Linked DNA regions of Mus musculus: region 2 is linked to region 1. Evidence: chromatin loops called from intact Hi-C (ENCODE). Cell type or tissue: left cerebral cortex. All regions are shown on one strand. Each heading gives the region's core, and the rest is flanking DNA. Links, peaks and the distances in the headings are about the cores only. Region 1 has its middle 11 kb from the start of 1600027J07Rik. Region 2 has its middle 6.8 kb from the start of Cdh11.

Region 1 (12,918 bases), core at 1,648-9,647:
AGCAGACAAACTTTAAACATCTTGTCATTCAGATTTACAGGCCTTATCAATTATACAAATATTTTTACTCTTCATGTGTCTCCTTTTTCTCTTCCATGGACTGAATTGCATTGCTTCACAGATCCCGGGTTGTTGCTCTAACACAGAGAGTTGACTCAATTTGAAGAAAACCCTCTTGGCGGGGGGGTGTAATTGAGTTTAAGTAAGGGAAGAAGGGTGAAGCTCTGTTCCAAGGAGACTCATATTTATATAAAGACAGAGAAATGCAAGTGTTCCCCAGGAAAACCAAGAACACCCAGTGAGGATGTACGGGGCTATATGCAAGAAAGAGAACCCCTTTACCCTGCCAAGCATTGGTCTTCAAGTTGACAGCTTCCAAACTGGTGGGAAAAGAAATTTCTCTGTTTAAGCTGACAAGACGGTGGTAATGGTACAGTTGCTCAATCTAAGACAAACCTCCTCCAGAAGCAGATATAGAAAATTAGCACTCAGTTAGAATAAGTGTTCATATTATAAGGTACTATTTTTATTTGCTTATGTTAGGCTTGGCTGAGTGCGTAAGTGGAGGAGGTGTACATGTGTTATGGCTCACAGGTAAAGGACAGAGAATAGCACATATGACTTGGTTCTCTTCTTCTACCACATAGGTCCCAGGGATTGAACGTAAGTCTTCAAGTTTGATAACAGATACCCTAGCCTATTGATTCCAGGTAAATATTAGTGTTAAACTCCCCTAAGCAATAATATGTTAGTTTGGGGTTCATGCAGAATATACATTTAAAGATCCCAGGACTTCTTATTTTTGAAGGACTAAGCAAACGCCATGCTCACTAAAGAAGCATCTGCTCAAAGGAAATGGAGCAGTTGTTTGGTTGTTATTCTTAGTTTGTGTCTAACATGGCTATTTTAGCAGCTTTTTGTTTGAGGTCACATTAGAAGGTAAGAAAGTGTGTTGAAGCAGAAGAATTAGCTCATAGCCCATGGTGGTTGCTCCATGTCAATTCCCTCTCTGAGTGCAACTGTGGGTTACCATGGCTAGCTACGAAGCTGTTCTGGATACAGACACACTATATCTGAGCAGAAAATGAGAGTTAGGTTAAGGCCTAATTGATTCTCAACCACCAACTGCCTCTACCACAATCTCCTCTACATGTTGCATAAGAGATTTCCAGCCAACATGCATTTCCCCCTTAACGTGTCCCAAGGTAAATAACAGCTGCCGTGGTCTTCCATTAAGCTCATTAGAGATGGTTAATCAGCCGAGTCCTCTATTGCAAGACTAGAAATGAGATAGCCTTGCCTACTTGTGGGACATTCTGGAGCTCTGGTTTATGAGTCCCGCAATGGATGAGGGTGTGTGAAGACTCTCTGGGCCCCACAGCCTCAGGTCAGAGAAATTACTCTCTTGAGATGGGTGCTTCCTGTTACTTTTTATATTTGGAATGTCAACCACCGACGATTATACAACACAATTTTCCTTCTTTTGCCTTTAATTATCTGTGATAACAAAAGGCCCATCTTTTACCAACAGCTGTTCATGATTGAGTAATGAAAAAATATGTATTTAGAGAGCTCTGGAAAATCTAGAGAACAGCTAGGAGCCAAGATTCTGTGATTATGCTTGGAACTCTAGCCAGTGGTATGTTTCTCCCTCCCCTCCCCTTCCCCCTTCTCCATTCTTTCCTTCCTTCTTTGATCTTTCTCTTCCTCCCCCTTTTTTCACTCCTTTCTTTTACCTTGTTTCTATTCTATCTTTCCATCATAAAGACAGGTAAAGATGTTATAAAAGGTTATTTCAATCCAAATTTATAAGGATGTTTGACCCTGAAGAAACTACCTGCCCTAACTCTAACTCCAGTCCCCAGACTGAGCCCAGAAAATTCCCAGGTAGATGTCATTATATGTCTAGGTGACTCAGTGACTGCAAAGATACAGGTGATAAATTAGCATCCAGAGGCCAAGCAAAGAACTTTCATAGAGATGAACATTTCAAAGTATCTGTACTTGGCTTTCGTGCTGTCTACTTCTGAACACTTGCTCATGGGGCTAATTCCTGGAGTTAAGTCTATCTCAGGGACACATCTGTGGGTTCCTGGTGTATGCAGCAGTTAGTGTCCATGTGTGGCAACTGCAAATGCCAGATGTAGACCTCCTGACAGTCTCTGGTACATGAGGATGGCAGATGTTTTGGACATCCTGTGTCACATCCTCTTGACCTACCTCTGATTTCAATCAGCTGTGATGATCAAACCTATTTTCTTTGAAAGCTTTCACTGTAATTAAAGCATAAGACAGAGAGTGTAACTGGTATGCAAAAACAGCCAAGCACAGCACAGCAAACAGCACAAAAGCTTAGTTCTGCTCAAGTATTTACTTTCCTGCTCTTCTTGTCTCATCTTGCCTCATCTTGTCTCTTCTCTTCTCTCTTTCTCTTCTTTTTTCTCTTTTCTTTTCTCCTCTTCTATCTTCTCTTCTAACTTTGTTCACACTCCATATTTCTCTCTTTATGTCTTCTTTCTTCTCCCCCTTTTCTCTATCCTTCTCTTTATCTGCCTTCTTTTGTCTTTATTTCTCATTTCTTACTTTCTTTCTATTCATATAAATATCGACTGTTGTGTGAACTTTTCCTAGAGAGATAGGCAAACATTGTTTTCCCCTATACGGAGAAAAAACAAAACAAAACAAAAACAAAAACAAAACAAACAAATAAAAAAAACCAAAGAAACAATCCCACTCAGGTATGAACCAGTAAGTTTAACTACGGTTACTTGCTTCTGCATGGGCTGCTAAGAGTTCAATGGCCATGTTGTGCTGGGAGGATAGCATTCCACATTAGGTGCAAGAATTGCTATTGCTCAACAAGTAGCCACATGGATACTGATGCCAACAGAAATATAAATGATACATATGTGTCTGTAGTAAAAAGGCCGCATCATAAGTTTCACCTGAGATTTTGTTCAACTTGGGGCATCTGGGAATCTGTTTCATATTTAGTGGATTGCACTGTACATTTGAAACATATCTTCTGATTACTCATATGAACACTAGAGTATTGCATGGACAGAGAAAAAGATGAGCCCCTGAAGCCTATCAAGCTTAAATCACCTTTTATTTTGGATAATGATGGTTGGAGCACTAGGAACTAGAATACACAGACTCTTAAAATACAGGGTGGGAGAATACTCTCCTGATAGTTCATGTTCTAGTTCATTGTCAAATATCAAGAGTAATCCATTCAATTAACATGAAACACAAAGTTACTTTAAAAGACTGAATAAGGGTACATTTTGATACTTAAACAACATCACAGCCAAAAAGAAAAATTTTCTGAAAGCACCCTACTGCCACACAAAGGAAGTCATCCTTGTGGAAAAAAAAATAACAGCCCTAATATAATCATTTTTCATTTGCACTCATGCAAGAAGTTGCCAAATGTTTACATCTATCCATTCAATCAAGAAGTTGCTTTTTTGCAATAATTAAAATATATGATGGTTGCTCCACTAGCCAGGTTGTGACACAGGTCAAGACATTGAGACTCTTCTAGTTATATCTCCAGTTATGAGTACAAATTTAGCTGTTAAGATAGGACACGTTTTACACATGAATCTCAGTCAATTCTTGGTTTTGCTGCACATACACGGGCATAAGCAGACTCAAAGACAAAAAGCATGCATATATATTTACATGTGCACACACATGCACTTATAATAATAATAATAATAATAATAATAATAAACAAACAATATATAAATTAAATATCTGCACTTCAGAAAAAAATAAAAGTTCCTCTGCCAGCTACCAATTTGTCTATTCAGTCAGTGACCATTTGAATCCAAGAACGTTCACTTTGAAAAACATTCAGATTACTCAATATGCAACTTCTATTTATTGTAAAAATTGTCCATCAGCCCTAAAAGTGGAGGCTAACTTTTTTTTTTTTGGCAGTGTTCATCAGCACTAAGAATTGTCCCTTCATTCCTTTGAGTTCTGACTAGTTTTCTTTCCCTCGCCACACCTGTGACCATACTCTTTGCTGGGCATTGCTTAGTGGCTTGTCTTTGTAAATAGGACCTTTCCAAATCCCAGTGACTTCTTGTTCCTGACCAGCTTTGCAAAGAGAAATTTCCAGGATAGGATCTGTAGGCTGTAGCAAATCATCCTTTACAGGGCAGGTTTATAGGAACCTGCCTCTTTACTGAATTCCTATGTGGGGGATACCTAACATCTACAGAGGTGAGCTCTGAAACCAAAGGAGGAGGGAAGTCCCATCTCCTGCCTCCTATTTTTTTTTAAACTTAAAAGGTTTCCTACACATGCGCATCCTATATGGAAGATATTTTCCCATCTCATTACCCCCCACTTTCCTGCCCACCCCCTTCCTCCTTCTACTCTTTTGTTCCCTGGTCAGTGTGAATTCTGAACATTGTTGGTTGGAAGGTAAACTAGCCCAGTTTCTATGACATTTAGCATGAAGGCCTCTCAAAAACACTAAAACCCCATCTATTATATAGCCCAGTTATAAACAGTATTTTTAAATAATATTTTTTACTCCTTGAACATTCTAAGCACTTATGGCATGTGTATATTGACCACACTTAGCCCTTGTCTTCTCCTACCTCTACCTACTTCCAACTGCCCCCACTAGAGTCTCCTACCCCACCTCCCTCTCAGCTTCATATCCTTGTAACCTTCTAGTTCCAATCACTGTCACAGCCCTATAAGGTGGGCAAGCCTGGCACCTTCAATTCCATTGTAGAAAACTACAAATAAAATGAAAAAAAAAAAGCAAAAACAAAAAAAGACTGAGAGGATTGGAGGGTTGAAGGGTAAAGTAGGAGAAGGGGATGGGGAGAGGAGGGGGAAAAGAGGGAGGGAGAGAGAAGGAGGCAGAGAAGAGGGACTGGGAGGAGAGGAGAAGGGAGGGGAGGGAAAAGAAGAGGAGAAGAAGGAAGGGAAGAGGAGAGGGAAGGGGAGGAGAGGACAGGGAAGGAACAGAGAGGGTAGGGGAGAGGAGAGGAGGACAGGGAAGTAGCAGAGAGGGGAAAGGAGAGGAGTGAAGAGGTGGGGAGAGGAGGGGAGGGAAGGGAAGGGGAAGGGAGGGGAGGAGAGGGGAGGAGGAGACTTGTTTACCTATGAGGTTATCCATTTAAGAAACTGATAATCTGGTCTCAATGATTTCATAGTGAAGAAAAACACGTTTGACACCAAAATGTACATCACACAAGTACATCACATCTGGCACAAGAAGTACCCCCGTATTCCAGATCATTCCAGGATGTCTTTACTGAAAAAAATAGGGCACTGAGTATATGCAAATGGGCTTGACAAAGCTACAGATCTTCAGTAAATGGCATTTCTTGTGCTGTGGCTAATATGTACAGAGCACTGTTATTTATAGTGCTAGCCCTTATTTTCTTGGCTTTGGTTTTTTTGCTCTTTATTTAAAATAGCACACATGCAGCTTGTTTGGGCACTAATACATTGTGATAGCTTCAGAGTATATCCCCACAAATGGACATTGCTCTTTAATTATTCAGAAATATGACAAACTTGTCAACATTTCCCAGGCCTGAGCTATCCTGAGACTCTAGCAACAGCTCAGACATTTACTCCAAAGCCACAGTCACTTGCATAAGAATTATGGGTTCCTAGTAGCCCCTGTGAAGGCTAAACCCACCCCCACATGCATACATCCCTTTTTTGTTACACTCTAAGAAAACAGGTTTTCCACTGGTATTATGAGGCCAGGAAAATCCCCCAACCCATACACACTCAAATATTCATAATGCATATTCATAGTGTAAAATAATCCATCTGTTTAAGAAGCTGACTAAAAAAGGGAGGATCTCAAAGTGACTATTTATCTACCACCTTGTCATCAAAAGAGACAAGCCCACTTGCTTGCTGCCTCCAATCAGCTGCAAGTTGAGGTCATACAATTATTGGTGCTCACACTGTATCTTGGATTTTATGGATCTCTCAGAATTGCGCAACTGGGAAAAGATGTCTTTGGGAGATGGGGTCAAGCGAAAAATATTCATATACTGCGTGCGTGTCCTTAAAGGGGTCTGTGGGACCTTGGAGCCTTCCTCATTCTTCTGTCCCCTGGCTCTCGGGTGAGTGGTTTTGCTCTAGACATAAAGTCCTGTGTCCTGACGAGAGCCAATCAATCATTGACTAGAACCTCTATAAGCTTCTAGAAGATTAGTTAGAATAAATGTTTTGTCTTTTAATTTGATTATCTTAGGTGTTTCTTAGAGTGAAAGAAATGTTCCCAACATAAGCCCTAAGTTTCCCTCTGGCCTTTCTTTATTATTATCATCTATTCTCTCTGTTTTGAGCATTCAGTCTCTACTCAGCTCTGGAAATAAGCATGACTCCAATAGCCACATACTGTCCCTTAACATGAGACACAAAAATAATATCCTAAAATGTCGTAGCCTATGTGTCTACCCACCAGTTGTACCCCTCCTTCCCAGTAAGTCTCACCATAGGCTATAACCATAGGCACACTCTAGCCACTTCCCAGTTACCCAGATGAAGAAATAGCCCTGGAAATATTTATGAGTTGTGTTCAAATATCCCCAGAGTGGTCCAGGCTGCTCCTATCACACCATCTATCTAAACAGAAGTGACCACAGAGGAGGGTCCCCCATGAAAATGGTCAAATCAAAGATCCGTGGTAAGATATGCCAAAAGGTAGGGTCTGTGGTCAGTCCTGAAAAGAACTTAGAAACTGGGGTGGAAAGAGTGGAAAAAATGCTCAGCAGAAAAGCATGAACAAAGTCATGGCAATGGGAAACCCAGGTCAGTCTTTTACCTGCAGGTTGGTCATAGTGGCTGGAGAAGGAGACGTGGGAAGGATAAAAAGGAGGGCAGAAGGGAGAGAGACAGAGGGGTGGATCCATTCTTGAAGGCATAGAGATGGCAATGGGCTGAAATAAACCCAATTGATAAGAGGCCACTGTCACTGACCTTGAAGTGACTCTTCCTCTCAGACACAGCACATAGCCTTCAAGTGATCACAGAGGGCTGGAAGTGCAAGGACCATGGGGGTCTGAAAGGGTCCTGACCAAAGGCACTAGGTTAAATGTTCTAAACATGGACTGTCCCAGGGTAAATCAATGTCCTGTGTTTTGATGTTGAAGAAGCTGGACTTGTCTGGCACATGGGGCTACAGTAAGAGAGTTCTCTATAGAACCATGCTGTCCTGGTGCCTAGTGGTCATGGGAACACAACGATAAGGAAACAGCCTGATCAAGAGAAAGCAGTTCAAAAGTCAGCTCATCGGTCTCTAGTGAGCCTGAACCTTGAAGAACTCAGCCCTTAGCTCCCACTCCCAGACTGGAAGAGATCTGCAGCTCCTGTCATAATCAATAAAAGGGAGAGGCCACTGGGCCTTCACAGACCAACACTGCACATAGATGCTTTCCATAAATGGAAGCTCTTCGCACAGTGTGCCTGTAATGCTCTCTAAGTGAGCGTGAAAGAGAGAGCTGACAGTTTTGGGTCATGGGCAGCATCCCTGGGGGTAGGCATAGGGAATGTGACCTGGGAAGACTGTCAGAGGAGGTGGGGACCTGCATCCCTGCAGAGGGCTAGGGAACAGATGATAAAAACCCAAGGTAGTTAAAGGGGAGGGCACTTTTTCTGTCCACAAGGAAAATTTTAGGAAAGTGAGCCATGGAGCCTAGCACAATACAAGGAGGACCTGTTATGGCAGATGTGTCTTAAAGGAGGAAATGGGGAAACTTTACAAACTGAGATTCAGGAAGGGGGATAGAGCAGGGACAAGGTGTACAGGCACAGCTGCAGCCAGCAACTCTAAAGAAAGTATAGAAGGGTCACGAAATGGAAATATAGAAAGAACAGATTTCATCATCTACCAATCACTTAATGTGTTATCCTTCAAGATCAGAACTCAACTGTGCCTAGAGTGAGACTCAGGCCTTGGCCCAACTTCTATTGGGAGTCCCAATTTCATGTCTTCTACATTGAACATCCCAGCACCATGGGAGCTAGTGATGGGCTCCCACAACACTGAACATGACAAACTCCATTTGCCCTCAGGAAGACAACAATATCCTCTGTATTCTGCTGCCCTAGACCATGGGCTGGTGGAAGCTTAGAGATAGCAAGAGCCATGATGGGGAAATCACATCAACCTAAGCATTTGTTGACACTGTCTCTGTCCCCTGAGCCTCTTCCAACACCATGTACCAGTGATGCTCTTGATGTGACTAAGTCTTCTTATGACCTAAAGGATATGAGCCATATCCTATGTGGGTTGCCAACTTGACACCCAATCATATCATTGGGTAGATTTCCCAGGCCATTGTCCTAAATAAGTTTCTTTCCTTCTGCCCTCTTTTACCCCACTAGGCTCTGTGGGGACTCCTAAAATTCTCACATTATACCCAAAGTATGACATTTTCAAATCTATTGAAGCAATCTCTTCCACCTTTGGCTCCCTGTTCAAGCACCATGGGTCACCCTGCTTTTTAGACCTGCCAATCAATTAGGAGCATGCCACTTCCAGATGTTTTTTTTTCCTTGTCAGTGATAGAAATATTGTTCTGGAAGGGCTAACAGAGGTCAGGCGCATTTTCCAAAGCACTATTATTGAAGATCACTTCCAACATGCATTCAAGAAATTCTCCCTTAGGAAGTCAGTTCACGAGGCACCAAGGCCAAAATCATACAACTGGTAAGTAAAGCCTGGTAGGCAGAAGAGTGATCAATGAAGAAGATAAAAGGAAAAGTACTCAGCAACTCCTTCAGTGTATGCTAACTCTGAGCTGGTCTTGTAGAGATCTATTACAGGGTTGCTAACTATGTGTCCAGCATGTGCGTGAGCATGTGCATGCTGTACAGATGTATCCCCGCTTGATTGTTGTGTAAACAACCCAAAATTCCCATTTCATAGACTCGATGGATCATAATGAGGAGACTTGAGCAAGAACAGACAAGATCCCTCAACACTGAGTGTCCAAATTTGGACCTGAGTCTGGACATCTTCGAAGCTCATTCTCTTTCTGTTCCACAGTACCCTCCCTCTTCATCTGCCTCTCTCACCCATGTTAGGAGGAAATGTCAAGTCTAATTCCTGAGTCTTGAGCTTAGAAAGTCAGGCCAAGAAGCACAGCAAATATAGTACACATGACATATCTGGTGGGAAGCTAAAAAATGTCAAGTTTTGAAACCATGAATTATTTTCCTTCTGTTTCCTCAGATCAGCACAAGCCCATCTGCGTATGGTTTTCCTAAGGCAATATGCTAAGAACAAGTTCCACCCAGGTCCCTTAAGCCTCTCATGACACTGTCAGAAGATGCATAAAAATCACAGGGGTTAGAAGTATGGTAACAGCCTGTGTAGGAAGACCTTACTGCTACCTTTTAATATCCCAGTTTGATTGTCAGTGTCTCTGCTTCATTTCACAGAGAATATAGCTTCATTCTTCAACCAGAAAAATAGAGGTTGTTAAGACATTCTCCAGGACAACACACTCTAAATTTCTTACTAAGGTATGCGTAGCTGATATTAGAGAGAGGAAGAGGAGAATACATACTCAACATTTTTGTCCCATTGATTTTTTTTTATCTCCATAGTAATTGTGTGTAAGGTGTGCTATAATCACTCCATTTTACAGGATAACCATAGTAAGGTAGCATATATTTTTGTCTTCAGTAATTACTGAATACCAGAAAATATTCATTTGGGGAAGCATAAACATGTGTTTGAGAGAATTAAGAGCTTGAATAAATGTAATCAGACTCAAGAGCAAAGGTTCAAAGCAATACTGCTTAGAACAAATGCGACCCAGTTTGCCCATTTTGTAGATAGAAATATTGAGACCTAGACAAAATGATGTTTCTTGTAATACATTAAAGTCTTGTGTTCTTTTTTCCTAGCACTTCCAACAGAACAAACTTTCTTAAACTCTCTGAGAACGAACTATCTGCAAGAGATGCTCTCAGCATGCCGCCACTCATATGTCTTTGCTGAAAGACCACACCCATGTCTTAGTTTCCCATGGCGTACATCCACAAAATTCTCAAGACTGGTGGGAGCCACATGACTAGAGCGAGCTGAAAGTTACACTACCCTGTGCAAACCACAAAGACAGTGCTTTCTCCCACTGACTGTACAGAGGCAGGAAAGTTTGAATCAGGGAGTGTAGCCTATAGATGACTCATCAGATAACGGGGCCTGCTGCCAAGTCCAAAGACCTGAGTTTGATCCTCAGGACCCACATGGTGGGAGAAGAGGACTATCTCCCAAGGTTTTTCTCTGATCTCTACATGTGCCCTTAGGGTGTGTGTGTGTGTGTGTGTGTGTGTGTGTGTGTGTGTGTGTGTGTGTGTGTGTGCAGTGCACATAAAAAAATGAAGATGTAATACTTTTTGTTTTTTAATTTTTGGGTTGTTTGGGTTTGTTTTCTTCCTGATGGACAACTGTGGCATTTCTTACCGCAAAGCCCCATGAGATTAAGTCGAATGAGTCTCCAGCTGAGGAAGTGCCAGTCTTTGGCTTATTTTCTTTCACCCTAGTGTACTTTCCTCCGTTTCCTTTTCCTAAAACAATGTACCCTTCCTAAATCATCCTATGGCGCTCATCCCTGTCTCTAAGGAGGCAAAAGTCTCTGAGAGTAGGCAGAAAAGTCCCTGTGTCATCATCCTTTGGATATTGGTAATCGAATATTTCACAGCACCTCAGTTTGAGACTTCAGTGTTGTATAAGAACCTGAAGCCTTAGAGATATTGGGCAATGGTGTTATTTTAGTGATGGGATGGTACATGTCCAATGATGGGAAGGAACTCATTCAGCTCACACAGAATTAGAACCCAACCTATTTCTACCAAATAATAATTTATCAAGACCAAAACAAGGCACATCCCTATTTCTTCAATGGAGTGTATGTCATTAGTTCTAATCTAGAGAAGAACTTCTCTGTGCTAGTCAAAGAGGGGACAACATATGGTGCTCAAAATGTTAAGATCTGGTTGGTTATACTCTTGCATATGGCTCAAAGAATGAAAGCTATGCTCTGTGTCCCAACGAGCACTTTCATTGTACCTTTGACCCTGGCTTCCCATGATCCTAAGGTACCCTGAGGTTTATCCATTCCACCTCATCTTTGCCTAAACTCAAGTATGCTATGTTTTTATTGGTCTACAATGGTATGTGTTTGTATTTACCAGTTGTAATTCCACACTAGCAATAATCACGTTAAAATTTGTATAGCCCAGTATTAAATGGAACACACCTAGATTATAAACAATTATGGTATATATGGAGTCTGGTGCGTTGTTTATCCTCCTTGCCTGAAGTGTTCTACCCCATAGAGTTTTGAGAAACTCATCATCTAAACACACTTTAAATTGATCCTTCAACAGCCCTCTCTGTCTTCTAAAATAGTGCCTCTCTCCTCAGGACCACAGTATTATGGGCTTAAAAGTATAATGCATGGCTATGCTCCCAGGAACCACATGATAGACACAGAGAGTCCCTGCATCTGTTTGCACATATACTCATGCATAAGTACATGCACTTTTCAGAAAAATGTACATCTAATATCTTCTTCATACCTAGCACATGTGGGATGTAGCAGTCATATGTCAAGAAAACAGATTCATTGTCTACCAGGGCACAACATAGAATCCAATGAATGAAAAGGTTTTTTTCTAGAAAATAGATGAAATTTAGTTATAATCTGTGCTATAGAAGAAATGAAATGGGTATGTAGTAGAGAAAAGAAAGTGAATAGTACCTGGATGTGTCTCTAAAGGCCTTTTAGGACCAATCAGACAATAAGTGTCAGCTGTGTGAAGGAAGGGACCTCCTCAAGAAAGAAGAGTGTGAAAGGGCATGCGGCCAAGGGGAATGCTTGATGTTTGAATCTCTTGGAGAATCTAATAAGCAGTGGGACAAGGGCACACAATAAGTGTGGAGCCCCAAGCTGAAGCAAGCATAAGTGAGATTTCTTCCATCATAGTAAGGTTATTTGAAGTAAAGTGGAAGAAAGTGAATGGTTCTTAAGCAGAGAGGAGACTCCGTTCTACTTACATTCCTTGTTCTTTGCACCAAAGGAACCAGTGAAAATGTTTAACAAACACTCTTTGAGTAAATGAGTCTGTTGTCAAATTTGGTCTTTTGTCCTACATAACAGGCTCTTTGGGACTTGTAGCTTATCACTCTTCTATTTAGGCAGATGGGTATATGTGCTCTTCATTGTCGGGGCAGACATCACAGAAGTATATCAAACTTCCAGAACCCCCTTTTCTTTAGAAGAAGGTTCTAGTTGCAAGGAGAGTTGAGATATAACTTCACAAACTACCACAAAATAACATCTTGGCTTTTTAATTAAATGTCAGTACCAGCTTTCCACTGGGAATCTGGCCCAGCCTTCTGGAAGGCAAGATCTGGTCAAAAATTCAGGTTAGGCCCTCAGGAAGGAGCACAAAAACAGCTATCTTAAGAGGATATAATGATATGAAGGTACACACTCACAGTATATGGGTTCTGGTTCAGAGATGGCCCAGCTCAGGAAAGTATGAAGTAGGGAGTCAGTCATGGATGAAGGGAGAGATTCTCATTGTCATAAAAATGATGGAGAGGAGCCAGACATGGTGTCAGGCACGTGTAATCCGAGCATTTGGAAGATGAAAACAGGTAGACAGTAAGTTTGCAGCAAACCTGACCTGAATAGTGAATTCCTGACTAGCATAAGCCATGTACTGTACATTGACTCAAAAGAAAGAGGGAAAAATGTATAATGAAGCCCCACCCTAGGCTGAAAAGCTTTTAGGAGTTGATGGCTACTAGGGGAGGGAGCCATTATTCTTAGGGTTTATGGCTGTCTCTGTGCATTTGGGCAGCACAAATAGGAATCGGTGGGTAATTTTAAAGGAAGA
Region 2 (12,918 bases), core at 1,913-9,912, 540 kb before region 1:
AAGGACGACGGAGGGAAGCTGGAGAGGGCTTGAGAGCCCCCATTTTCCTCTTTTCCTGAAATCCGCTCCAGCTGGACAAGCTAGGGCCTCAACCGGCCCGCCGGAGGATGGATTGGATGGAAGGCATTGCCCAAGTAGGGGAGGCAATCCGGAATTAGGGAGCGCATTCTAGGCTTTATCAGTTAGCACTCTGAAAATATCTCCACGTTGACCACTCCTGCCCAGTGCCCTCTCCCACGAACCTTCAGCATCCCGGTATCTATCCTTTGAGAAATCCGCTTGCGGGGAAATCGGTGAAGACACTAGACAGGGGCATTCGGACTTGAGAAGAATAGAGTTTTTCCTCAATGTTGTTCTACCCTACATGCAAAGCCTTCTTTAGGGTCAGCCCCACCAGGACAGAGTCTCTAGCTTCTGTTCCAGCCAATTACAAGCAACACCCCCATCCGGCAGTTTCACTTGTTGCCTCCCAGAATGGACACCACAGAGCCCCTCAAGGCCCCAAAGAGAATGCCATTCGACCAGAGGATGGGCCTACGTGAAGAATACCCGCACCCTGACTCAGCCCCCTGTTTATATCTTTCTCACGAGAACCCAGCAAAGGATACCCCAACCTGATTCCTGTCCACTTTACAGTGTCTGGGCAGAAGAACTGGATCTTCAAAAAAAAAAAAAAAAAGCGCCAGGGACTGGGCGGGGCGGGGCGCTCTTCCTACCTAGAGCAGCGTGGGGACCCGCACCGTGACTGGGAACTAAGGATCCATGCTTCAGTGGGGACCTTGGATTAGGACAAGTTTCCAGTCTGGAAGATGTTAGAAAGAGCAGAAGTAGAGTTTCCAATGGGCGAAGGATAAAAAGGGATTTTTTGAGGAAAGTCGCGGTGGCTTGGGAGTGGCGACCTCAGGAAAAGAACAATAAAATGACAAGGGACAAAAGCTGGACTATGCAGCAGAAGCAGGAAGACCTAAAGGGGGAGTTTAACAGGAATCAGAAGTTAAAAAAAGAAAAGAGGCCACCAATGGAAGAGAGCGCCAGGACCCAAAGCGCATGGGAAGGGCACTTGAGAACCCAGGGAGAACAAATGGTGGCTGAATCCCACCACCAAAGCACTTAGCCACCAGTCCTGGGGACCCGGAACTCTCACAGATCAACGGTCCCCGTCGGGCTCCTGGAAATGAGATCAGGAACCAAGGCGCAGACAAGACCGCTGGAATATCTGCCCTGTGCTTGCGTTTTCCGCAGCATCTCCAGGTCCCTGTGACACTGGGTGCCGCCCCTACCCCCCACCCACAGTAACCATACTGTTGGAAAGGAAGCGCCTGTCACTCCGTGTGGACGTGGCCTTTAAACTGCCCACTCTTTTGGGGAAAGGGGGCGCTAAGCTTTCAGCTACCCACTTCACTCATCTCCCAGCTTCCCTCTTCCCTCATTCCGGATCGTGCCCAAAGTTCCAGGCCTCCCACCGCCACCGCCACAACACACGCCGCCGCTGGTAGCAGCTGCTGGGCGCCGGAGGGGTGTGGGGGGAAGACTAGCAAGCAGGGGGGGGGGGGAGGTGGTGGTGGGGGGAATCCGGTACTTGTCTGGAGACTGCTAGCTGAGCTTTCTACCTGCTCATCTTGGTGCAGGGACCTAAGCCCCTTCTACCACCATTGGGTTAGGTTTTCTCTTTCTTCTTGATTTCTTTGGCTCTGTCCTTTCATCTGAAGTCGGATCTAAGCCCTAAAACTTTGGGCACGTTCCAAACCACCACCGGAAGTCCCCACTGTAAAAGAACAGAGGGGCTGCTACCTAATCATTCCCACATAACAAGTGAAGTTACAGGGAGGGAGGAACGAACGGAAAGTGTCCCACTAACCCTGGCATTTATGACAGCTCCTGGATTTTCCAATCTTTACCGCGCTGCATGAAGGGAACGAGCAAAACCTACAGCTAACATCCATGTAACCTCTTGCTGGAGCCTGCAGTGAGGAGAGCACCGTGGAGGATAGGCTCATGGACTCCAGTTCGAGGTGTAGCCCAGTCTGAGCCTGTTTACTTGTGATGGGACTTGAGCTGGGCATCGCGTTTGCTTTCTGTCCAGAGTTCACTAAGTGACATTACTTGTTCTTTAGACTATCCATCCACTTCATGAACAATAACATCATCGAATATTTACAATGAAGCTGAACTTCTCTTGGTAGGTTTCAAGTGGCGCTGCACACTTGAATCAACAGTCTTTGCACAATTCTACACCAAGGTTCTTCTCAAAATCAGAAAAAGAAAAACAAAAAACCTGCCACACCAAAATAGTCACGTGAAATGTTCATACCTGCTTTAGTTCCATTGGAGTGTATATGGGAAACAATAGCCAAGGAGAGATGAGGCGGGCACGTAAGAGGTGATGTATCCATTCAATGGAATATTATTCAGCAAGAGAAAGGAGAGGGATCAAGACACTTGTCACATCACGGAGGAACCTCAGAAATATGCTAAAAGCCACATGCAATACGACACATTATTCCACTCATATGTAATGTCTAGAAAAGGCAAGTTTACAGATGTGGACGGCATAGCAGTGGTTGCCCCGGGGTTGAGGTTACAAACAGGAACTGGCTATTTTGAAGTGGATTGAAAGCAGTTTCTGCTCAGAAACGCTGTAAATCAAACAGCAATGATGGTTGTACAGATTTGCTAAAACATCTCAGATGATCATTAACAGGAACAGGCATTTCTTTCAGGACGATGAGCGGGCCATTCCGTGACCCACGACTAAACCCCACAGGGGGAACTTCTTGCAAGGCATTTGAAGAGAGAAAATAAGTGGAAAAACTTATTTTCTTCAAGTCTGGTTCTTACGAGCTGCATTAGAGAACCTTATACATGTTAGAGTACTTAACCCTCATCCCTACCCCGTAGTGCTCTAAGCCTCATCCCTACCTACCCCGTAGTGCTCATAAGAGATTAATTCCTAGGGACTCAGACATTCTTGCGCTTGACTCTGCGAGCACACCTACACAGCGTACAGCGTGCATTTCAGAAAGGATTTTTCTTCTTTTTATGATGATGTTAGGATCTATCTTCCAAATCCATATTAAGCACTTGGGTGGAGCAATGTGTGATTTCAGCTCAGATTGTAAAAGGAAAAAGAATAAAGAGAAAAAAAGAGAGAGAGAAGTAACTCCTCAAGTTCCCCCAGGCAGCTACCAAGTTCTGCTGCTTATTTTCTTTGGTGTTTTTGCTTTGCTTTACAGGGGGGTTGAAAACTATGGTTCAAGGTTGTCTATGCCTCCCAATGCAAACCCGAGGAAGCCCAAATGAGCTTCCTCTAGTCTCTGTCTTTATCTGTTTAGCAGAGCTGATAATTTCATGTCTTTCCCTCATCAAAGGGACCCGGTCCCTTTGATGTGCCTTTCCTCTAACTCTGAAGATACCCAGGGCCTAGGTGGCGATTCTTCATTTCTAGCCAGAAGCCCCAGGGTCCCCAGATCTTCTAGAAATTTTTCTTCTAGTAGGCCTTTTGGTAAAAGACCTTGCAAGTAAGGCAAAATCCAAACAGAGAGTAGATTTCCTCAGACTGACTTAGCTTCCATACGTGCATTCCCTCCCAAGGCAGTGAAGGGAGAAAGATGGAATGAGAACACCATGTTGTGTCAACTCTCAAGAAAGAATCAAAACTGTAAAGAGTCACATGTCTTTTTAGCTGTGTCAGAATCCCATCTCTGTCCCTGTCATCTCTGTCCCTGTCGTGTCAAATTTCTGGAAAGAATTGAACAAACATTAAGTCATTCCACAGCAAAGTCAGGATACCACCATAGTCCAACTTGGTGAACTTGTTAGTCTGTCAGGTTTACTTCCAGGAGCAGAAATACCTCCAAAATATCTCCATCACCAAAAGCCTAGACTAGCACGACCCACCAAAGACCTCTGAAGCCTGCTACATGACTTACACTTAGATCATAGTGTCTCTTCCACACAGCCTGGCTTCTCCAAAACTGTCTCCCAACAGTTTATACAGCTGATTATATGAACTTGGAAAAGGGGACGATGAGTGAATCTGGTCAGTCTCAGGGATTTCCTGAAGTTATCGAATTGTTTCTTTGCTGAGCTTAATGGATTTCTATGGAGGATAAAATGCTTCACCTTTTAAGAGCTTCTCCTAAGGACAGAATGTTACCTCAGAGGATACCCCTACGCAGCAATCTCTCAATGGTTGCATGATTTTGAGCAGTCTGTTACCTATCCCCAAATGTGGCTTCCAGGTCTGCAAAATGGAACTATTACCTGAACCTCAATTGCTGTTGAGATTTGCTGTCTACTCTTTCAGAAATAGTAAATGTTGAGCATAGAACAAAGATTCCAAGAGTGAGAGCTATCAATTATTATCATTTTATAACACTTGATCATGGTGCTCTGGTTTATCTGATTTAGAAGAATACATGTTATAATTACAGATTAAAATTGTGAGAATCAGCAATAGGAATCTCAGCCTAGAATACTACAACTGTTGAAAGCTGTTCTAACATTACAGTTTGCAGTGACAACATCAGAAATAAACAGGCTCTGGGTGCATTCTATGTCTGACACAAGTCCCTCAAGTCACACTGGACAAGCATTTCTCTGAGCCTCAGGCCCTATAACTTTGAAAGCTTATCGAAGTTGAGCTCTGGGGTATGGTGGGGGTAGGGTGCAGGGGGCATAAATATATATTTTTTTAATTCACTTTACAGTGAGTGTGAGCTCACTGCCCCTCTCCAGGTCATCCCTCCCACAATCCTTCCCATCATTCCCTTTTCCTTTGGGCGGGTGAGGCTCCCCAACTGGATACCACCCACACCACCACTCCCAACCTTACACATCAAGTCTCTGCCTGGCTAGGTACATCCTTTCCCATTGAGGTCAGACAAGACAGCCCAGCTAGAAGAACATTTTCCACAGATAGGCAACAGCTTTTGGAATAGCCCCTGCTTGCCTCCCCACATAAATGCAGCTTGTTCTTCATAGCGGTTGATTCTTACAGAGCTGACATTTTTAAGTTAAAAGTTTTCTTTCCTCTTCACTAAATGCAAAGAATCTCAGAGGCGCAATTCTCCTTTCTGCCACTAGGAGCAAGCAGGTCACTGTCTTCCGTAAACTAAGACTGCAGGCAGCTGCTCATAGGAAATAATGCCTCCTTCATAAATCTATAGGTAATATTTTTATATCTTACTTCTAGCCTACCCTAAGGGAAATGATGATGTCCATATTATTAATATCCACCATTCCTCGAAGCTAGCTCAGTGTCTGATACATACAAAAGAAAATGAGCCAGTGAGTGTTTTTGAATGAGCTAGTATTTCTGAGTGGATTAAGCCCAGGGTATTAGCTAAATAGTACCATGCTAATATTATACCACAAATGATTCCCATACTCAGTGTCTTAAAATAAAATTTACTATCTTATCTGTGAGTTTGTTGGGTTGTTAGGTCTAGAGTTAGTTGGCCTGTGAAAACTCAGTTTGTCTTTCTGAATTTCTTTTCATCCTTCCGAGATTACGCTGCTCATATTCTCACAGTGAAGTAAACCATATAAGACACCATGGAGTGGGAATATACAAGGCTCCTGAGTAGTGAGGTCCAGTACCGGAGACTTTCTCTTTTAACTTATACCCTGTTGGCCAGAACATACTACAGGACCAGACAGATAGTTAAAACAATGGGAAAATGGAATATGGTTTTTGTTGTTGTTGTTGTTTTGTGGTGGGAGAAACTTCAGAGTTGAGTGAGGAATCATTTCCTTGCAGAGGAGTAGGACATGTTAGAGCAGCTGATGCCTACTCCAAGAGGCAGAAGCAGCTTTCCCTCATTCCCCCTCAGGGCCATCTTGGGTTTTCAGGTCCGTGGGTTCTCATAGACACAAATACAATTCTCCAAAATATTAGAGACAAATGACCGAAGAAGCATTCAGCTTCACTTCAAATCGCTATAACAATGTCCTCACTTTTAATCAAGGTTCATGATGGAAAGGGAGAGGGCAAGCTGAAAAAAATAATGTAATAACAATAACCGCTAGGTTTTATTCAGCCTGTTTGATATTCCAGAAGCATTTATATATAAAACTAACAATCCTCAAAACATTCTTTTAAAGCCTATATTACCATCCCTATTTTACAGATGAGAGAGCTGTGAGATGGAATTGCATGCAGTGGCCAGGTGACTCCAGTTGGTAAACAGGAGAGCTGGGGCTCCAGTCTGTACGTATTTGGTTCTCAAGGTGTCTGTCCCATTAGCCCGCCTTTCAAGGGAGAACTTGGTGATGATCTTCAGTCTTGCTATGATAAAGAGTTGGAAGAAGAGAGGAGAAATAGATCAGATCCTGAAGCACAGTGCCTCATAGGTAAATAAATGTCATTGAAGAGACCATGATAAACAGGTGAACAACAGAGAGAGAGAGAGAGAGAGAGAGAGAGAGAGAGAGAGAGAGAGAGAGAGAGAGAGAGAGAGAGGCAGAAAGAGAAGAGAGGCAGCAAGATGACTCTGAAATTGAGGTTGCCAGCAAGCCTGAGATTCAGATTCAGTCTCCCCAGACTCACACACGGATGGCTAGAACTCTGACTTCTGCGGGCTTTCCTCAGACCTCCATACACATACACACTCATGAATGCACACACACACACACACACACACACACACACACACACACACACACACACAAATAAATTTTCAAAACTTTAAGAAAGAAACAGAGAATGTATATCAGCTAGAAGGCAGCTGTGCAGTAAGGAAGACCAAATACACATGGAGATGCATGTGAAAATGGCCCCATTTCCATGCAGAAATCTGTGGGCTTGAAGGCATTGAGTTTCCTGACCGCCACAAGGATGCTAAGTGTAACTGTCTCACACAAGCCTCCTTTTTCTGCTATGTAGAAATGAGCAGCCCTTGTTTACCTTGCAGATCCCCGTTGCTACTTGATAACCTATTTGTCTCTCTGCTATCATTTGAGGACAAGTAATCCAACGTCAAGACACTCTGATCTGTTGCTTACAGTTCATCCATCTGTTATTTCTTTCCTCTATTAGTACTTGCCCACTTAATGGGATTTGCCCCTGACTCTCAGCAGCAGCAGCACCCACTCATCACTCCAAAGACCTCTGACCTTCATTTCCTATCCATTTCAACAAATGTATCCCCATCTATAACAGATGTATCTAGTAGAAATAGCACTGTGTCTGATGTGTGTGTGTGTGTGTGTGTGTGTGTGTGTGTGTGTGTGTGTGTGTGTGTGACTTATTTGTGTTGGTTGTCTTACCCTACTAAGATACAAGCTTCAGGAGGGCAAAATACATACCCTCCCTTGTTCACTCCTATAACTTGAGCATCCGACACAGGGCTGGGCATATGGTAGGCACTCAGTAAATATTTGTAGAATGAATTCATGAATACTAAATGCATAAATAATGCTATCCGAATGAATGAGTCCTCAACCCTAAAGCAGATGGATCACCTCCTTGAATCTAAGCATGGCACGAATGTCCCTTGTTGACAAAGTGAATGTAAGGATGCCAATTATTCACATTACAAAAAAATAAAAGTAAAAATAAAGAACCAGAGCCTTCGATTTTCCAAGTTTGCATTCAGAAGCTAGTTAAAATAGCTACCTCCCTTACTGGTTTTAAAAAGATAATCCAATTTACAAAATGATGGGTTATAGGCAACTTTCCTAGAGTGTATGGATTCCCCAAATTCAAGTATACAGGTAAGCATGATGACAAGTCTGCAGCCGCTTTTTGACTCCACTTTGTTTGCTGTATGGGCTGGGAAAGTGGTTTACTGAGACACCTCGCAGAAGGCTATTTCCATGTTCATATGTGCATACATTTACATCCCTTTTAAAACCCCTGAATAGAAGCATTCAAATGTGTTTGCTCTCCAGGAGAATCATTGGAAATGTATTCAAGTTTGAGACTCGCTTGCTTTGCAAATAGACTACAATTTGGACAACAGCGAGTCCCATGGAGATGTGTGTTCCAATTTTCATGACCTTTCATTCAGTACTGGGAAAAGAAAGGCAGAAATCATCCTTAATCGTTCTTAATGTTCTAGACTTCGGGTGGTTGAATTCACTCAGCATGACAGGTTAGTATTTCCATATTTGATCTAGATGCTGTACATCTTTCCCTCTCCCAGCTGCCTTGGCTGTCTCTGGCTCAAGGCCGAGTCATAGTGGTGTTTCCTTGTAACATAAGGTGAACCAAAAAACTGGAGTCCTTTTACACCAAAGGTGGCTTAAGGGCTTTCTTCTTGGAAATGGTATTCTGGAACAGACTGTCCATTTTGAGTCACCTCAGTTCTGAGCTGTAAAACGCAATTCACTCCTCACTTAATAAGCTTCCAGGACACTCGTAAAATTAAAGAACCACCCAAAGAACTCTCCGGCTCTGGGCATGCTCAGCAAGCATTTTACCAATAAGTTATGTCACAGCCTAGAAAAAAATATTTTAGTGGGTATTTAATTCATGAATATTTTCATGCAAACTCTTTGTATTTTCTTACAGAGCATAGTGAATACTTTATAGGTAAAGATGGGAAATTTCAAAGCACTGGGCATTTTTATTCAAAGTCAACAACAGCTAGCCAATCAGGGAATTATTAAATATTGTTCATTTGCTCGAGTCCTAGAGGTAGAGTAATTGTGAACCTAATTTCCATAGGGGGAGGGAATGATGAAGGAAAGGTTATAGTGTACCGGAAACCTGGGATGCACACAGAACAGACTGATTCACATGCGAGGAACAGGTCACACAGGGACTTACTTGATAACATAAAAAGGGATCAATAAAGGTAATGGTTAACGAGCTTTAGTATGGAATTCAGAAATGAAGAACTCAGAGCTCTGCATGTTATGAAAAGAATCCCAAATTCAACCTCTACCTCGTTTCACCTATTGGATAGATTTAGTTACCATTGTTGTTCTGTTTGACACTCACTAGGGACTGGTCACTTAAGCACATGATGTCCTGCAGTTCACTAAAGTGTCACAGCAGAGGAAATGATTGTGAATGTGTTTTTGGAAATGTAGTCAAGTCTTCATCTTGGACTAGGTGTAGCATCCAGAGCAAAATGTCTCCTGGGAATGAGTTTTCATGTGACTAACTAAAGTAATTTGTAGTTAAAGATACACTTTGCTGACTAGCAGAAATACGGATGAATATGGACTAGTTGTGTTCATATGTGAATGGGGATTGGGCATAAGGTTTGCAAGTTTGGGGTGTATGAGAGTGTTTTGGACATAAAAGTGCTCAAAGACCCCCCCTTGAATCAAGAAGACAGCAAGTCTCCTGACATTTAATTAATTGAAAGTATATAATTTTCTTATCTGAGGCAAAACATTTAGCTTCTGGATATTTTTTTTTCATTTCTAAAATGTAAATGTTTGCCCCAATATACTTATTTCCCTTTAAAAGTGTAGGATTACTGATTATGATCAACTCAAGGATAATTTCTGAAAGCTGTCCCCAAAGGATATGCATATTGATTTCATATCTGTTAGAGCGATTCTGGGACATAGACAAAGAAAACTGTGAGATAGTCTTTGTGATGAAAACCCACCAGAGACATTCAGGTAGCCCAGAGCTTTGTGCTGTGGTAACCTACCATCACCATGCTGACCTTTGGTCAATACCTTGATAGTCACAGCATCCAGGAATCATCACCTGTGATCCCTCTTGCTTAATATGTCCGCGAAGTGCTCAGTCCCACTCTGCTCTCTCTGGTCCTAGCAGCAGTAGGGCAGACTCCCCTGACTTAGGAAATGGGTTTGCAAGTGTAACAAGCTCAGAATTGAGCTCAGTCTGTGCTCCTTGATTGCCAGACCTGGATGCCTCTGACTTCTGTGGCTCTAAGATGACAATGTCGTCCATGGTGGCTTCTGAGAATTGTTACTTAGAAAGGAAAACCGGCTGTGGCTTGAACATTCTCAATTCCTAGTAAGTGCTTTTCTCCACTCTCCCCTTCCTTCCTTTTTTTTTTTTTCTTGACATTTTTTTTCTATTCTTACTCTAAGGCAGAATGGAAACATGAAGCGAGACAGTTAAGAAAAAAATATCCCCTTCTCCACAAAGAGACTCACTGATAATTTGGTTTTCAATCTGTGTATCATCCTTTATGCTGAAGGTCTTACCTATGTCTGTGCAAAGATATATAGAAGCCAGTGGCTGTTAATATTAGTACTTTATTGGTTTATCTCAAACATGCAGGCACTCTGGAGGTATTGAAGAATATCTTCTTACCAAAAAAAAAAAAAAAAAAAAAGAGTTATTGCTGAGAAAAGCAACTGAAATTAGGAATTATAGAAAAGAAATGAAAAGAGAGAAAAGAGGTGGTAGGGAATCTTATGTGTCACGCCAACTCTTCAAGATGAATTTTGGTGTGGACTTCACAGAACACACAGTCAGAGCAGTGTCCAAATTGCCGTTCTAATTCTTTCGTATGCTGCATGGAATGATGTATACTTCAGCCCCAGCAGTCCCTGAAAGCCTAAGAAATGTTTATCAAAAGAAGCAGTATTGACCGTGTATATTTGTAATCTGAACCAGTATGCTGCTTTAGCTTTGCTCACATCAACCTAGGAAGGAGGAACAGCACGCAGGGTGTCTAATTTCCTCAAGTCAGATGAATCATGGAAGCAAAAGTTGGGAGATGTACTGTAAACCAACAAACCACCAGATGAACCTATTTCAATGTGGCAGATGTATAAAATGAAGTGAGACTTGTTTTAAGCTAAAAGTCTGTATAGGTACCAAAGGTTCTGGTAATAATAATAATAATAATAATAAAATAAAAATAACTGGACCATTGTGTAAAAAAAAAGAGGTATGAATTCAAAGCAAAAATGGAGCCCAAAATAACAGCTGGTCCTCAGCCAACACTATTCCCATGCTCAGGCCTAACACCCAGTAATTGCTTTCTCATGATAAACATCTTTGACTTTGCTCTGTTAACAAGGTGGCTTCAGGAATATTTACATTTCACTGGGTCAATGTCTGTCTTAAATATCATGTCATAAGTAGAGAGCATCTTTGGCAATAGGTGCAGCAGCATCCTAATCAGGTCCTCTAAGAGAGAAGCAGAGCTTTATCAAACCTATGATGCCATTGATGGAGGAAGTACAGGTGAGAAGCTGTGAGCTTACAGTTCAGGCATTGTGGAACTTGGGTATCCATGTTTACACTGAATTGCCTTACCCCTGAATTCCTTGATTTTTTTTTTTAAAGCAAACTGAGCAACATCCAATTTGATGAGAAGATAATGTCTTGTAAAGGGAAGACTTCTCAACTTATGATGTCATAATTCTAAATTTAGATGCAAGGAAATCTACATTTTATCTCTCTACAAAGATCCACAAGCTGTAGTATTGTTACCATTTTATACACTGTTCTTCCAGTTTAGAATAAATGTCTCCATGGTATTTGCTCTACTTCCATCTATTCTTTAAAAGTGGGTTCATGTATCTTTGCTTCAAAAATTATTGAATTATTATCCAGTTCTGTCCCCTCTTTTAGAGCACCAGTACAAATTTAACATCTTCCTCTGTGCTTTAAGCATCTGCACTAAGAACTAGGGCCATTATTTTTAACATCTTTCCTCCCAAAATTCTTACTTTTTTTAAAGGTGAGGATATACTGATTATCACAGCCATGATGTAATGGACCTTCAGAACATATGTGATGTTAAAATAACAATAGCTAACATTTTTAATTCTTACACTGGTCAGGTATGGCATGAATTAATTTACATGTAGATTTACTTGATTTTCCTAACAAACATGTGGAAGAGGAAATATGAACAAAGACAATTTCTTTCAGGAAAAAGAAGAGAGGAGGCAGAAGAGACAGACAGACAGACAGACAGACAGACAGACACACACACACACACACACACACAGAGAGAGAGAGAGAGAGAGAGAGAGAGAGAGAGAGTCATGTACAATTTGCATGTATACATTCTAACTTTGAATATTTTTACTGACTTGTGCACCTGATAACTTGGTTACTGTCAAGACAAAATACGGAATAATTTAGTTCATTCAATAATAGGCAATGCAGTTCTTTGACTCTATGCTCTTTTAATTTGCCATTGTCTGTGTTCAAGTTTTCAATCCTGACCTCATGTTGAAATTCATCATACAGTAGTTTCCAGGATGTGAGTCACATGGAAAATGATTGGAGCAGGTGGAGTTTACAGAAGAGAATGCACTGGGGACATATGATTACTTTGTTCAAATACCTAAAGGACTATCATGAAGAGGAGTGACTTGATTCATTTTTCTCATTCTGAGGGGTTAAAAAACTAGGACTACTGATGGAAGCTTCAGGGAAGGAGAATTATGCACATGCTAGTGTGGGGGCCCTGGGAAGGTGTGTCTCTGCTGCAGGATCATGTGCTCCTCAGAATGCACAGTCTTGGTTAATTTTCAGTACTCAGATGCAGACTACATGTCCACTTCATAGATTGGTCATACTTCAAGTTGATAGGGAGAAGGAACTAAAGGACTACCATGATGTACTCTACATATAAATTTTAATTGGAAATTGTAGCAAGCATGCCTAGAGAATGAATATAGGTTTCCACAAAATGTCTTTCCTTTCCTACTAATGTTCGTACACAGCCATAGCAACTATAGTCAAATTAGTCATGGAATAGAAAGTTTGCCAAGTAGTGACTATATAGATGGTGTGTAAATTTGATAAATAGTGTTCTGTAACAGCTATGTATTGTAACCTGTACAAACACCTGTAGATCTGATGGTACAAATCCCATCTTGCTACTGTAGGGAACTGAGGCTGGGGAAGGTAAAGTTATCTGCTTGCCCACAGTTAGTCAGATAGCAGCATCAAAATAAACACGCTTGACTACAAAATAAATTCTGTTTCTGTTTCAGAGGGAGGGAGTTGGAAAT

Evidence for each region. A loop is a pair of places that touch in the nucleus more often than their neighbours do. Peaks named below come from ENCODE experiments on the same cell type or tissue, not always from the same donor. Only the 100,000 strongest peaks of a DNase experiment are listed, where the experiment ranks them.
Region 2: a loop joins it to region 1, with 3 times the contacts of the local background. A loop is called at or near these places in 4 of 42 quality-filtered maps.

Annotation. Positions count from the first base shown.
Region 1 is chr8:103,330,067-103,342,984 of GRCm38, forward strand. No RefSeq gene overlaps it. Among named protein-coding and RNA genes, the nearest start is that of 1600027J07Rik, 11 kb to the right of the region's middle. In left cerebral cortex, for the core only: no CTCF peak of the experiment used is centred there; DNase peaks (open chromatin) are centred at 5,733 and 9,165; H3K27ac peaks cover 472 bases.
Region 2 is chr8:102,785,420-102,798,337 of GRCm38, forward strand. It overlaps a transcript of Cdh11 not described here. Among named protein-coding and RNA genes, the nearest start is that of Cdh11, 6.8 kb to the left of the region's middle. In left cerebral cortex, for the core only: a CTCF peak has its summit at 5,081; DNase peaks (open chromatin) are centred at 3,101 and 5,073.